Linked DNA regions of Homo sapiens: region 1 is linked to region 2. A link is an interaction called in ENCODE POLR2A ChIA-PET data of the cell type or tissue named here. Cell type or tissue: HepG2. All regions are shown on one strand. Each heading gives the region's core, and the rest is flanking DNA. Links, peaks and the distances in the headings are about the cores only.

Region 1 (7,521 bases), core at 1,133-6,132, 160 kb before region 2:
TCTTCTTGTTAATATACTGGTTTTAATGTTCATCGTTCTCTTGGGATCCCATGACAGTGAGCCTGGTGTACCTGAGGTCTGGGATACTCACACCTCTCCCCAGTCCCATGCTCCCCACTGTGGCAGTGCCTGTCAGGGACCCTGCTGACCCCAGGAAGCCTCGGTGTCCCCAGCGCTGGCTCTGCTCACACAGGCAGCAGGCTTAGTGTTCTCTGGCCTGGCTGCACTGACTGGACCAGGGACAGGGGAAGGGCCCCAAAGCACCCTGTTCCAGGCAGCCGGCCAGTCGTGGCCGAGGAGCTCCATTCAACAGTGGCACCCAGAGGGGCCAGGGTCTCATAAAGCTGGTCAGACGCCCCCTCTGGGTAGGGGTGTAGGAAGCGGCTGTGCAGCCGGGTCCCAGGTAGGGAGGCATAGAGTGAAGGCTGTGAGCAGGAGCCCTGGGGCGGAGGGCCAGGAGAAGGCTGGGCACAGGTCCATCGGTGGCAGCTGGGTGGGCAGAGCAGAGAGGCTGCATCTGCACGACGGCAGGGCCCTGGTGTGGGAACAGCAGACGGGGCCCCTGGGTGCGGCGCCTCCTTCCCACATCCCTGCTGCTCCTGCATCTGCTGCTGGAGAAGACCACGACGTGCTCAGACCCCGGCACTGGAGAACTCCAGATGTGGTGAGGGCTGCACGTTAGCTGCATACGCACATCTGGAAGGTGAGGCAGACGTGCCCACCGCCTCCATGCCTGGCCCACAGTTGTGGGCATGCAGAGCTCCTCTGTGGCAGGCCCAGGCTGCACCAGCTGCCTGGAGAGGCACTGGGGGCGGGGCCTCACTTGAGGGGCAGATTCTCCCACCCAGCCAGTCCAGGCCCAGCGGCTGGAGCATCCCGTCCAGCAAATTGTCCTGCAAGTTGCCCTGGAGACCCAGCGTCTCTCATCACGTCTCACTCCCCTGCCAGATGCCTCTGCGGCAATAACGAGAGTGGCTCTGCCTTCTGCACTGAATGCCGACAGGTGACCAGAACATGACACTGGGGTTATGCAGTGCCCTGGTTGATATTCTAGTTCATCAGGGAGCTTCTGGAATGATTTTTTTTTTCTTTTTTTTTTTTTTTTGAGACAGAGTCTCTCTCTGTCGCCCAGGCTGGAGTGCAATGGAGCAATCTTGGCTCACCACAACCTCTGCCTCCGGGGTTCAAGTGATTCTCCTGTCTGAGCCTCCTGAGTAGCTGGGATTACAGGTGTCCACCACTATCACTCAGTTAATTTTTATATTTTTAGTAGAGATGGGGTTTCACCATGTTGCCTGGGCTGGTCTCAAACTCCTGACCTCAGGTGATCTGCCTCCTCAGCCTCCCAAAGTGCTGGGATTACAGGCATGAGCCACCTCACCCAGCCAACTTTCTTTTGCTTCACTTTTCCTCTGGTTGCCCCATCTTTATTGTCAAGTCCTGTTAAGAGGAACAACATTAAAATGAGAGCTTTCATGGCAAAAAGGTTGCTGTGGGTTGAGCTTGCAATGTTAGCTGCGTGTTAGGATTCAGCTGACATCTGTCTCTGGAGTCTCGCCCTTTCTGTAATTCGCTTTTGACTGTAATAAATGTTGTACAGGCCAGGTGCAGTGACTCACACCTGTAATCCCAGCACTTTGCAAGGCCAAGGCAGGTGGACCACGAGGTCAGGAGATCGAGATCATCCTGGCTAACACGGTGAAACCCCGTCTCCACTGAAAATACAGAAAATTAGCTGGGTGTGGTGGCACCTGCCTGTGGTCCCAGCTATTCGGGAGGCTGAAGCAGGAGAATCACTTGAACCCGGGAGGCGGAGGTTGCAGTGAGCCAAGATTGCACCACTGCACTCCAGCCTGGGTGACAGAGCGAGACTCTGTCTCAAAAAAAAAAAAAGAAAAGAAAAGAAAAAGAAAAAAACGTTGTGCAGTGAATGTGTGGGTGGGGCCTCTGAGTTACATCGGCTCAAGGCCTCTTTTAAGGAGGACCCAAATAAGAGTGGGGATTGATGTATTTGACTGGGAACCCACTCAGGGCCACCATGCAGTGAAGCTCCGGAGCAGGGGTGTAGACGCCCTGCTTGAAGCGTTGAGAAGCCCCACAGTACAAGTGTGCAGAAGTCAAGCTCCTCCTGCTGGAGCAGGGACAGGGCAATAGGGAAAGGCTTTTCCAGAGGCAGGGTCATTGGGACTGGCTCTTCCGGGAGGAGCTGAGGGCACACGCTGGGCAGAGCTGACCTCTGTGTGCGGATCGCCTGGGATGGCGCCTCCGGTGGCCTCACGATAAAGCACCTCAGAGGCAGGAGATGAACTTGAGACCTGACCGTGAAGGAGTGAGGAGTGAAGTCCTCTTCTCAACAGAAGGAAACCATCAAAGAGGTTACATAATCAAAACTGTGTTGTCAAAATATTGCTGGACAGAGATGGCGGCTGGTCCGGCACGTGGGAATGTTGGTGACAAGAGGTCAGTTCGGTGGCTCTTGGACCTCCCAGGCCAGGAGGGAAGCGCCCAGGCCAAGGTGGGAGCCTGAGAATAGAGATTTCAAGAGACGCTTCTAATGAATGCTCATCAGAATGTTATTATTATTTTATTTTATTATTTTATTGGGACTGGATTGACTTGCATTTCCTTCACTAATCAGAAGTTTGAGGGCAAAGATAAATCTCAAATAATCACCTTGCATTTCTGATGAGTTAAATGAGTGTGTTTTATGCCCTGGTTGTATGAGCTTGCTTTTCCACAAATAAGAGTGGAAATTTTATTTTATTATTATTTTGTATTATTATTTTATTTTATTTTTGTATATTATTTTATTTATTTATTTATTTTTATGTGGCCCAGGCTAGAATGCAGTGGTGCGATCTCAGCTCACTGCCACCTCCGCCTCCCAGGTTCAAGCAATTCTCCTGCCTCAGCCTCCCGAGTAGCTGGGATTACAGGCACTCGCCACCACACCCGGCTAATTTTTGTATTTTTAGTAGAGACGGGGTTTCACCATGTTGGCCAGGCTGGTCTCGAACTCCTGGCCTCAAGTGATCCACCCACCTCGGCCTCCCAAAGTGCTGGGATTACAGGGGTGAGCCACCGCGCCGGGCCAGAATGTGGTGCCCTTAAACGAGAGGGTGGAGGGGGCAGTGGAGGCTTGGAACGTCTCTGAGAAGGGGGCGGAGGCTCATAGATTTCAGAGGAGGAGGATTTCAACCTGAGGCGCGTTGCGTTTTCTGGGGCTAGTGGCACCCGTGGAAGTCAGGGCTGAAGGATGTAGACACCAGCTCTGGGTGGCAGCCTAGGGATCCAACAAAATGTGCAGTCCCTTGAGGAGAACGAGGTATGAGAGGAAGGGGCCCCAGAACAGAGCAGCGGGTGAGTCCAGCGGGTGGAGAGAGGCCCTGTGAAAGCAGCCACAGACCAGCCGTGGAAGCATCTAGAGTCAACTCAGACACCTCCCAGGGAAGGCAGTTCTACAGCACGGAGCCAGCATCACGTAGAGACTGAACAGTAACTGAAGTGTGTGGGCTTCTGGAGGGCCGCGCTGTACCTCCCTGAGCGTGGAGGACTCCGGATGTCTGTGTGGATGCTTGTGTGTAGAGAGTGTTATCAAAGTGCTATAAAACTTGGATTTTTCTAGTGACAGTAACACTGGCCAGGGAATGGGGAGCTTTTCTTGTTCTCAGCCTTAACTGTTGCATCACAGGCTGCACTGATGAAGCCGATGGGGGGTGTGGCTGCACAGGGGCCGAGTTCACCAGAAGGTGACACTTATCTTGAGTAGAGCTGGACAATGATGAAAAATGATGTTTGCGTGGTAAAATGATGAAAGGGAACAGGGCCAGTTTAACATGTCCTAAGGATGCAGGGGGTGTTCAGAGTTCGGGGGCCGTGTGTTTGGGGAAACAATGGCCCCTGTGTGTCCCACAGGCCAGGCGGGCTCGGGTGCCAGAGCTAAGCAGTGCTGACCTTGACATGTCCAGATGACGATGCTTGGCCCCAGGACTTCCGTGGCCCCCTCCTCACTCTCCCCAGCAAAGGCTGACCTTTCCGAGCACGACTGACCATGGCCACCGCGGTGTTTCCCTCCCTCCTGCTCTGGGGAAGGAGCCGTCAATCCCTCGTGCACTCAGTGCCACCAGGGCTGCTCCCGCCCGGGGCTCACACTGATGTAAGGCCTGATGAGCCTGGGCCTCGCCAAGCAGAGCCAAGTCTCAAGCCCACGCCGGGGCAGCTTCAGCTCTGGTGGAAGGAAAAACGATCAAGACCAGCTTTTAAGGTATTTTCTATAGAAAATCACTGAGAATGGGCTGGGCGCAGTGGCTCACACCTGTAATCCCAGCTACTTGGGAGGCTGAGACAGGAGAATCGTTTGAACCTGGGAGGCGGAGGTTGCAGTGAGCCAAGGTTGCGCTACTGCACTTCAGTCTGGGCAACAAGAGCGAAACTCTGTCTCAAAAAAAGAAGAAAAACATTGAGAATGGATTATTCATTTCATTTTGTCAGTGTTTCCAAAGAAAGAGGGCAAATTCTTCCACTTACATTATTATTATGTTTGCCAGTTAACATTTGGCCATGTTTGCTTTTCCTGTGGTTTTTCAGTACACGTGTATATACAGTTACGTAGGGAGCCATTTATACCCATGCATGTTCTGATGGGATTGTTGGAGTACAGACATGGCCACGCTTCACTTGGTAGCCTCAGCCTGCAGCCTGGGAATGAGCGCGTTCTCCAGGGCACCACAGCACCTCTCGACCAGCTTCCAGTCCCGTCATTCTTCATTAAAAATAAGACTTCCTGTGCCCCTCTCCCTCTCTCCCCCGCAGAGATCACTCTGCTCATCTTTAGGCCACTGAAGTAGTCCCGGAGGGCCTGGGTCCGCGAGCCTGGTGAAAAGCGATGCTCCGACCTCATCTGTGACTCTCGAGGGCTCCTCGTCCACTGTGGCGAGTGCAGAGGACGCGGCCTGGGCAGTGCCTGCGGGGAGACCGTGCTGGCCTGGGCTTCCCAGTGAGCGGGGCTCCTCAGGCTTCCTGGGCCCTCGTCCTCCCGGACTGGTGGCACTGTGTGCCTGTTGGGGGGTGGCAGGCAGCGGGAAGGCCCAGGTGTGGCTTGCAGGCCTCTAACGCCAACTGCACAACCTTGAAGCTCCACTCCAGCTACGCTGTGGCCCCATAGCCAGGTCTGGGGTCATTTCTTATGACACCACCTGTCCTATTTTGTTACCTTGTCCCTGCGCTAGTTAAAAAGCAAGTAGAAAGGTTAAGCATCACTTGTGCAGTCCCCTGGCAGCTAGGCGACGGCCCCTCTGTCAGCCTGTCAGTCAACAGGGCTGGAAGGGTCCATGCTCACCGGACCTGTCTGGCCTCCTCCTGACCGTCAGCCAGGGCACCACCCACTCTGAGCTGCTGTGGCCCATCATGTCAACTTACCATTTCCTTTCTCTCTAACTGTTCAGGCAGGCCTGTGAGCCCACAGAATCACAGCCTCAAGCTCTTGGCCTCAGGGTGGGCCCCCTGACAATGATTCTCAGTTCTTCTCTCCGCTGATCTTTCTTCCTGATGGAGAGGCACGGGGTAGGCGGCCGGCTAGCTGTCGCGGGCTCTAGTGAAATCTGTGGACAAGTGCTGAGATAGGAGACACTGCACTGGTGACGCCTCAGGGCCTCAGGGTCACACCAACAGGGTCCGGCTGGTGCCGCGACCAAGTCACAGCGCCTGTCTCTGTCATCAGCTTTTCCTTTTCTCCCATATTTTCAACTTGGTTAGAGGGCAGGAGTCCCGCTCGGTTTGCCAGCAACCTCACATTGATAAGAATAAGTGCACTTCTAGCTCTCCGATCCTGGGATTTTATGACGTATGACGGGTTTTGTGTCCCTGAAAGGACGTAGGACTGTGTCTATCATTGGGTTGGTTCTCATCGAGACAGAGCGGGTGCCTGTTTATTGAGCAGACTGGGTCTCTTCCCATGGAAGTGCACATAGGAGGGTCTCTGAATCCATTCTTCTTTTCATTCCCCATTCTGCCGTGAATATTGTTGCAAACATCCACATTAATATCGATTTTGTCATTCTTTTTTTTTTTTTTGAGACAGAGTCTTGCTCTGTCGCCAGGCTGGAGTTCAGTGGAGCGATCTCAGCTCACTGCAACCTCTGCCTCCTGGGTTCAAGTGATTCTCCTCCTGCCTCAGCCTCCTGAGTAGCTGGGACTAACGGGCACGCACCACCACACCCAGCTAATTTTTGTATTTTTAGTAGAGATGGGGGTTTCACCATGTTGGCCAGGATGGTCTCGATCTCTTGACCTCGTGATCCACCTGTCTCGGCCTCCCAAAGTGCTGGGATTACATATTTTGTAATTCTTAAAAGCTGATGGATGATCCAGGACATCTGTGCTGTCTCCAGGAGAACTATCCTCATTGAAAGTAAAGCAAGCTTCTTTTTTATTGGCCGGGCACGGTGGCTCATGCCTGGAATCCCAGCACTTTGGGAGGCTGGGGTGGGAGGAGTGCTTAAAACTAGGAGATTGAGATCAGCCTGGGCAGCAAAGTGAGACCCGCCCCGCATCTACACAAAAATTAAAAATATTAGCCAGACATGGTGGCATGCAACTGTGGTCCCAGAGGCTCAGGAGGCTGAGATGGAGGATCCCTGGAGCCCAGGAGTTCGAGGCTGCAAGGGAGCTATGATCACATGACTGCATTCCTGTCTGGGCAACAGAGTGAGACCCTGTGTCTTTATTCTAAAAAAAAAAAAAAAAAAAATTGAAATGGAAAGTCAAGCAAAGCTTGCAAAGTACAAGACAAGACCCAAGGCTCTGAGGACCAGCCTAACATCTCGGAGCCCAGCACCGCACGGCAGGCACCTGACAGCCACCCTCCATCAAACAGAGGCTGTTACTGTTTCTATTACTATTACTACTATTATTATTGCTTAATTTTGCCCAGCCTTGGCCAAATCCCTGATTTCCTAGGAAGACTCAATCCCAAACAGATGTGTGCAAAGGCCTAATTATCAGACAGGATGCAAAAACAAAGCACAACAAACCTAGACCTCCCGGGAAGTCTTTGTCCGGCACTCACCGCGTGTGGAAAAGCAAGCTCATACAACCGGGGCGTAAAACACACTCATTTAACTCATCAGAAATGCAAGGTGATTATCTGAGATTTATTTTATCCTTGCCTTCAAAATTCTGATTAGTGAAGGAAATGCAAGTCAGTCCGGTCCCAAGCCAGCTGGAGCAACCCTCAGATCGCCAGTATTCTCGCCCTTTCTGACTTCAAGGGACAAAGGGTTTTAAAGGCCCTCTGTTTTCTGAATCAGACTTAACAGGGCCGACGGAGTCTGGTTTCCTACTTTAGCAATGGTGGAAATAACACTGATAAATCAAGTTTTGGAGGTGTTCGAGCCTCACACCTAGGCAGCGGAGTGTAGGCTGGGGAGCTTGCGGGGACGTGCTGCACTGGCCCAGGTGTCCTGCCGCACCCACAGAGCACTCAACACAGAGCTCAGAGACAGCGGGTATATCACACAAGAT
Region 2 (7,521 bases), core at 1,632-6,631:
TTGCAGTGAGCCTGGATTGTGCCAGCGCATTCCAGCCTGGGTGACAGAGCATGACTCTGTCTCCAAAAAAAAGAAAAAAGGAGGAGGCCCGGCACTTTGGAAGGCCAAGGAGGGTGTATCACCTGGAGTCAAGAGTTCGAGACCAGCCTGGTCAACATGGTGATACTCTATCTCTACTAAAAATACAAAAATTAGCCAGGCGTGGTGACAGGTGCCTGTAATTGCAGCTACTCAGGAGGCTGAGGCAGGAGAATTGCTTGAACCCGAGAGGCAGAGATTGCAGTTAGCTGAGATCACGCCATTGCACTCCAGCCTAGGTGACGAGAGTGATACTCTTTTAAAAAAGAAAAAAGGAAGAAATCCTCATTGCATATTCATCCATCCCTCCCATCCCTGTAACACCTGGCAACCACTGATCTTTTTACTGTTTCTACTCTAGCCTTTTCCAGAATGTCATATAGTTGGAATCATATACTATGTAATCTTTTCAGATTGGTTTCTTTCACTTAGTACTATGCATTTAAGGCTCTTTTCATGGCTTGACAGTTCATTTCTTTTTACTTTATTTTTTATCAATTAATAAGCTTTTTTTTTAGAGTGGTTTACGGTTTACAGAATAATTGATGGGAAACTATAATAGAGTCCTCAAAACCTCCTCTCCGCTGCACGCTGTTTCCTTTGTTATTTACATCTTGTATCTGTGTGGTACATTTGTGACATTGGAGAACTATTGAATTTTAATGAAGTCCAGCTCACCAGTGTTTTTTTCATGGATCTTGCTTCTCGCGTTGTGTCTAAAAAGTCATTACCAAAGCCAAGGTAACCTAGATTTTCTCGTATTTTCTAGTAGTTTTATAATTTTGTATTTTACATTTAGGTCTCTGATCCATTTTGAGTTAATTTATGTGAAGGATATAAAATCTGTGTCTAGATTTTTAATTTTTGAAGTTTTTTTGTTTGTGGATGTCCAGTTAGCACCATTTCTGAAAAGACATTCCCCAACTCCATTGAATGCCTGCCTTTGCTCCTTTGTCAAAGATCAGTTGGCTATATTTTTATGGATCTATTTCTTTTTTTTTTTTGAGACGAAGTCTCGCTCTGTCTCCCAGGCTGGAGTGCAGTGGCGCAATCTCGGCTCACTGCAACCTCTGTCAAGCAGTTCTCCGGCCTCAGCCTACCGAGTAGCTAGGATTACAGGTGTGCACCACCACACCTGGCTACTCTAGTACAGACGGGGGTTTCACCATGTTGGTCAGGCTGGTCTCGAACTCCTGACCTCGTGATCTGCCCGCCTGGGCGTCCCAAAGTGCTGGGATTACAGGCATGAGCCCCTGCGTCCGGCCTTTACGATCTGTTTCTAAGCTCTGTTATGGCTTTATTCTCTCCTCCATTGATCTCTCTCCCTTTTGTCAATACCATACCATCTTGATTACTGTAACAGATCTGTAGTAAACTGTACTACTTAGTATATATATTAAACTAAACTTTTTTTTAATTTGAGAGGGAGCCTCCTGTTGCCCAGGCTGGAGTGCAGTGTTGTGACCTCGGCTCACTGCAAACTCTGCCTTCTGGGTTCAAGTGGTTCTTCTGCCTCAGCATCCTGAGTAGCTGGGTGGGCATGTGCCACCACACCTGGTTAATTTTTGTATTTTTAGTAGAAACTGGATTTCACCATGTTGGCCAGGCTGGTCTTGAACTCCTGACCTGAAGTGATCCGCCTGCCTCAGCCTCCCAAAGTGCTGGGGTTACGGGAGTGAGACACCGCGCCCAACCATAGTAAGCATTGAAGTCTGGTAGTGTGAGTCCTTCGACTTCCTTCTTCTTTAGTATTGTGTTGGCTATTGTGGATCTTTTGCCTCTCCATAAGAGTCAGTTTGTTGATATTCACAAAAAAAACCTGTGGAATTTTGATTGGGATTGTGCTGAATTGGTAGATCAAGTTGGGAAAAACTAAAATCTTGACAGTGTTGAGCCTTCCTATCCATGAATATGGAATATCTCTTAATTTGTTTAGTTCTTTTATTTCTTTCATTGGTTATATAATTTTCCTTATATATACCTTATACCTATTTTGTTAGATTTATACCTAAGCGTTTATTTTTAAGGGGTGCTAATGTGAATGGTATTGTGTTTCAGTTTCAAATTCCAGTTCATTGCTTATTTGTAGAGAAGCAATTGACTTTCATGTACTAACCTTATGTCCTGAAATCTTGCTATAATCACTTCTTAGTTCCAGGAGTGGTTTTTTGGTTGATACTTGGAATTTCCTGCACAGATAATCATTTCATTTGCAACCAAAGACAGTTTTATTTCTTCCTTCCTGATCTGTATGCCTTTTTTTTCTTTTTTCTTTTCTAAGACCATCAGAAAGCAATGTGTTTTATTGTCTTACTGCATTAGGTAGGATTATAGTTGAAAAGGAGTGGTGAGAACTTGCCTTGTTCTTAATCTTAGTGGGAAAGCTTTGAGTTTCTCATCATGAAGTATGATGTTTGGTGGGTTTTTTGGTAGATATTCTTTATCAAATTGGGGAAATTCCCCTCTATTCCTAGTTTGCAGAATTTTATCATGAATGAAGGTTGGGTTTTGTCAGATGCTTTTTCTGTATCTGTTAATGTTATGTGATTTTCCTTCTGCAGCTTGTGGATATGATGGATCACATTAAGTCATTTTAGAATATTGAGCCCGTCTTGCGTATCTGGAATAAATCCCACTTGACTGTGATGCATAATTCTTTGTATACGATGTTAGATTGAGCTTGTTGATATTTTGTTCAGGATTTTTGCATCTCTTTTGATGAGGGACATCAATTTAGGGTGTTTTTGTGATGTCTTTGTCTGGTTTGGTATTAGGGTGATACTGGCCTTATGGAATGAGGATACTCTAGGGCCTACCAAAACCAATTACTATAGTTTTTTTGTTTTATTTTGTTTTTTTGAGACAGAGTCTCCCTCTGTCGCCTAGGCTGGAGTGCCTGGAGTACAGTGGTGCGATCTCACTGCCACCTCCATCTCCCGAATTCAAGTGATTCTCCTGTCTCAGCCTCCCAAGTAGCTGGGCTTACAGGCGCCCACCACCAGGCCTGGCTAATTTTTTTGTATTTTTAGTAGAGATGGGGTTTCGCCATGTTGTCCATACTGGCCTTGAACTCCTGGCCTCAAGTGATCTGCCCACCTCAGCTTCCCAATGTGCTGGGATTACAGGTGTGAGCCACCATGCTTGGCCTCAATTACTCTAGTTTTAATTCCTCCCCTATGATAGGTCTAGACTGTTAAGATGGTAAGAACTTGATTGCTTAGTTTTGTAAAACTGCCCTCTATTATATAATTGAAGGGATTACCTAGTTTTGTAAAACTGCCCTCTATTATATAATTGAAGGGATTACCTAGAATATTTTAACTTAAAATGTTTTGTGCTATTTTGTTTTAAAAAGCAGAGGTGTAATGGATGTGATAGTATAATGCTCCATATACATTGTAGTGGAACATAAAAACTTTTTCTTACAGATCTGGCATCAAATAAAGTCAAAATATTTTCTAAGATCAAATTAGTTCTTTTTTTTTTTTTTTTTTCCTTTAAGAGACAGGGCCTCACTGTGTCGCCCAGGCTGGAGTGCAGTAGCTATTCACAGGCATGATCATAGTGCACAGCAGCCTCAAACTCCTGATCTCCAGCGATTCTCCTGCCTCAGCCTCCTGAGGAGCTGGAACTCCAGGCTTGCCACTACCCAACCCCAGCCTGGCTCTGAAAATGTTAATTGACTGTCAGGACTGGTATTATTTAGCAACACTGCATTTGTTCCTTCGAATACAGTTATGCTGTATCCTTTACATGTAGGAGCAAAAGACTGTAGTTCCCTGCTATAGATAAGGTTAAGAATTCTTTTTTTGTTTTTTGAGATAGAGTTTTGCTCTTGTCGCCCAGGCTGGAGTGCAATGGCTCAATCTCGGCTCACTGCAACCTCCGCCTGCCAGGTTCAAGCAATTCTCCTGCCTCTGCCTCCGGAGTAGCTGGGATTACAGGTGCCTGCCACCACACCCAGCTAATTTTTCTATTTTTAGTAGAGATGGGTTTCACCATCTTGGTCAGGCTGGTCTCGAATTCCTGACCTCAGGTGATCCACCCACCTCAGCCTCCCAAAGTGCTGGGATTACAGGCGTGAGCCACTATGCCTGGCCAGGAATTCAACCGATTTTTAAAAATAGAAACCAAGCGGAATGGAAGGAGTGAGACTTGAGACTAATTGTCTCATTGTCTCATTTTCTTTGGACATTAAATCTGGGCCTACAGGGAGGTGAGTAAAGCACCATACAGTATTTAAGGAGGCACTTACTCTCAGGTTCATGCACAGGCGGACCCTGCACTGGCACATCCCTGAGAGTGAGTGCCTCCTTAAATTTGTGCCTTAAGCATCTGGCTTGCCTCATGATATCCCCTACTTGGCTTTAACCACTTGAATGTGTGCTGATTTTCTTGAGTTACAGTGTGAATTGCCAGCTAGGGTCCTTAAAAGGTTGAAAAAATAGATGGTCTCATAAGACCATAGAATAGCCTCAAAAGAAGTTCTTGCAAAAGCTGTAAGGAGCTTCACTCTGTGACTTTTCTTTAATTCTTCTATTATAGAATGTAGGCACCTAGGAATTTGGAAGTGGGGCATCTTATTCTTTGACTGTGACCCCTGTTTTTTACTGCCTTTAAAGCAGCTGCTTTCTGCATGTCCTTGTTCTCCTGTCTCAGGCCTCCAAATGCCGCCCTTTACCATTTGTCAGCATGAAGGAGAAGCCATGCTTTCCATAGCCCATCACCTTCGATGGTGGTCAAATTACAGGCTGTAATACCTGCTGTTGCTGAGGGCATACAGACACTGGGCACAACCTACCTAGGGTTGGTTATAACAGATTTATCAAGAGTCTAACAAGGCCAGGCATGGTGGCTCACACCTGTAATCCTAGCACTTTTGGAGGTGGAGGCTGGCAGATCACTTGAGGTCAGGAGTTCCAGACCAGCCTGGCCAACGTGGTGAAACCCCATCTCTACTAAAAATACAAAAAATTAGCTGAGTGTGGTGGCACCCGCCTGTAATCCCAGCTACTTGGGAGGCAGAGGCGGGAGAATCGCTTGAACCCAGGAGGCAGAGGTTGCAGTGAGCTGAGATCATACCACTGTCCTCCAGCCTGGGTGACAGGGCAAGACTCTGTCTCAAAAAAAAAAAAGAGTCTAACAAGATATGTCCCCTCTAATCCAGCAGAACAAATTTCTACATTTAGAAACGTAAAAATTTATTCTAGTGAACTAATATGCATAAGAGAAGATGCATGGGAAAGGTGATTTATGGCATTACTTATAATACTGAAAAATACTGAAACAGCCTACATGTCTAAATACAGGACATTTGTTAAATAACCGTTAATATAACAATGCAGTGAAATACTGTGCAGCCATTTAAAATGGTCATGATGCGTATTAATGTCTGTCATTAATTTATTAACATACTTGTATTTATGAACATGATTTATTGTTAATGGAAATAAGTAGATTACAAAACAGGATTGCAGTCTGCATTTAAATTATGTTTATCTGAACAGTAAAGATAGCTAGTTTCCCAGTTTCTTAATTTCCATTGAATAAAAGAAAGATACTAGTTGCTTATTGCTGTGTAATAGAGCTTAAAGCAATACGTTTTTGTTACCTTGGTCAGTTCTGTGGGGCAGGCATCTGGATCTACTTCTGCGCTGGCCTGTTCACAAGCCTGGAAGTTAGTGCTGGCCGTTGGCAGGAGAGTCAGTTCTCGGCCGCTTGCGGGGCTTCTTAGGGATACCGTGTCCTCATGGCAGCTGGCCTCCCGCTAAGCTGCTGAGCAGACAGAGCAGGGAGGAAGGGCAAAGCCTGTGGTGACTTTGGTCATGGTGTATTTGTCCAGCCCACTCTCGGGGTGAGGGGAGTCGGGCTCCACCCCCTAAAGGGCAGCAGTAGCAAAGCGTCTGTGGACATAATCCTGAAGCCACCGTAGAAGGGAGCTTCAGGTTTAGCTTAGTCGTAAACGCTGGCGCTGCAAAACAAATACGCTGTGTTTTCTGCCTCAGCCTATTAGGAGTTAAAAATTGTGGTTTTCCTTCTTACCTCTTACCTTCTGTATCAGTAGTTATTGGCTACATAAATAACAACACAGTGAGTTAAAAAGCAAGCATTGTCAACATACATTTTGGTGAATGTGAGTTCACTCGGAGAAGATTGTATAGCTCTTTGGAAATGTAACAAAGAAATTGGCAAACTAGGAGCAGCTTAAAAAACAAGTAAATAGAGACCTGACTTAAAATGCTATTTTTCTAGATGTGCCCTCCTGATCATGTGCTGGCTTTTCTTGTGAACTGTTACCTTCTCCCGTATGCTGCTTGGAAATGCTTAGGTTCCTGCATTATCCTGCCGGAAATACTATCTATTAAGCCGTTTAAGTGTCTTCCTCAAAAAAGCCCAGTAGAACCATAAGGAGTAATTTTTTGTAACAATGCAAATTCACTGATTTAGATCATTTAGCTTTTTAATCCATTTGCCCTTGGAGAGAAGAGGGGGCTATGCAATTGGACCAAGAGGAGTCAATGATTTTGAAGTCAGTCAGCCCTTGGTTTGTCACCATGACAACCGTGGAGCAGGAGGTAGCCACATCATGACAGGGAGGAGAGGTGAGTGAAGTGAGAAGCAGGGGAGCATCACAGTAAAGTGGCCGTCATCTGAGAACTCTTCTGCACAGCCTCGTACCCAGAAGTTTGTTCCCCTTCTGTTCTAGTACCATGTGTGTATCCTATTTCCAGAACCCCAAGCAAGCATCAGTTTTTGTGTGCTGGACTGGGTAGGATTCTTAGGACTATTTACATATTAACATTACTGTCACCAGTTAGAGGGACAGCATGGGCAAAGCTGTCCAACCATGGAGACGTGGTGTTCAGCTACAGGTTGTGGCCAGAATGGGGGTGGGCAAAGGGTGTAGGGAAAGTGGAAGAGAAGGCTGGGAGGAAGGTAGTCAGGGACAGAGCTGGGAGGAAGGTAGTCAGGGAGAGAGCTGGGGGAAAGGTAATTAGGGACAGAGCTGGGGAGCATTGTAGGCCACACTAAGGCATATTCAGGGAGGACTGGAAAGCCGCTAAAGAGTTTTAAGCACATTAATGAGACTTAGGTTTTAGAGATGCGTGGGGGGCAGTTTGGGTGTTTGAATCTAGGGAGGCAAAGCCTGAAGCCAGGGAAATCAAGGGAGAAGCACCCACACTTGTGCCTGAAGAGCAATGAGGGCCTAAAACCTGCAGTGGGCATTTTCTTTTAAGGATGTTTGTGTTTCTCTCCTTGTTTGTCACATGCAGATCCTTGCGCTCCTCACTATTTGTTCTCCTGCAGGGCACTTTTCGTTTATGAGCTCATTGATCTCGACTTCTGATATGTGAGGCAGAGGTGTTAGTGTCCTGTGGAGGAAGAAATCAAGGCCTGGAGTCCAAATAATTTAGCAAAACCCCCAACACTGCCCTGTGGTTT

The links. ChIA-PET counts read pairs that join two places held together with the same protein. Peaks named below come from ENCODE experiments on the same cell type or tissue, not always from the same donor. Only the 100,000 strongest peaks of a DNase experiment are listed, where the experiment ranks them.
Region 1: POLR2A ChIA-PET joins it to region 2 with 6 read pairs; 6 of 35 experiments call an interaction of 5 or more read pairs at or near these places.

Annotation. Positions count from the first base shown.
Region 1 is chr7:156,984,996-156,992,516 of GRCh38, forward strand. No RefSeq gene overlaps it. Among named protein-coding and RNA genes, the nearest start is that of MNX1-AS2, 18 kb to the right of the region's middle. In HepG2, for the core only: a CTCF peak has its summit at 2,234; a DNase peak (open chromatin) is centred at 3,836; H3K4me3 peaks cover 421 bases.
Region 2 is chr7:157,145,178-157,152,698 of GRCh38, forward strand. All of the region lies in intron 1 of UBE3C (ubiquitin protein ligase E3C), which reads left to right. Among named protein-coding and RNA genes, the nearest start is that of UBE3C, 10 kb to the left of the region's middle. In HepG2, for the core only: no CTCF peak of the experiment used is centred there; a DNase peak (open chromatin) is centred at 5,914; H3K4me3 peaks cover 598 bases.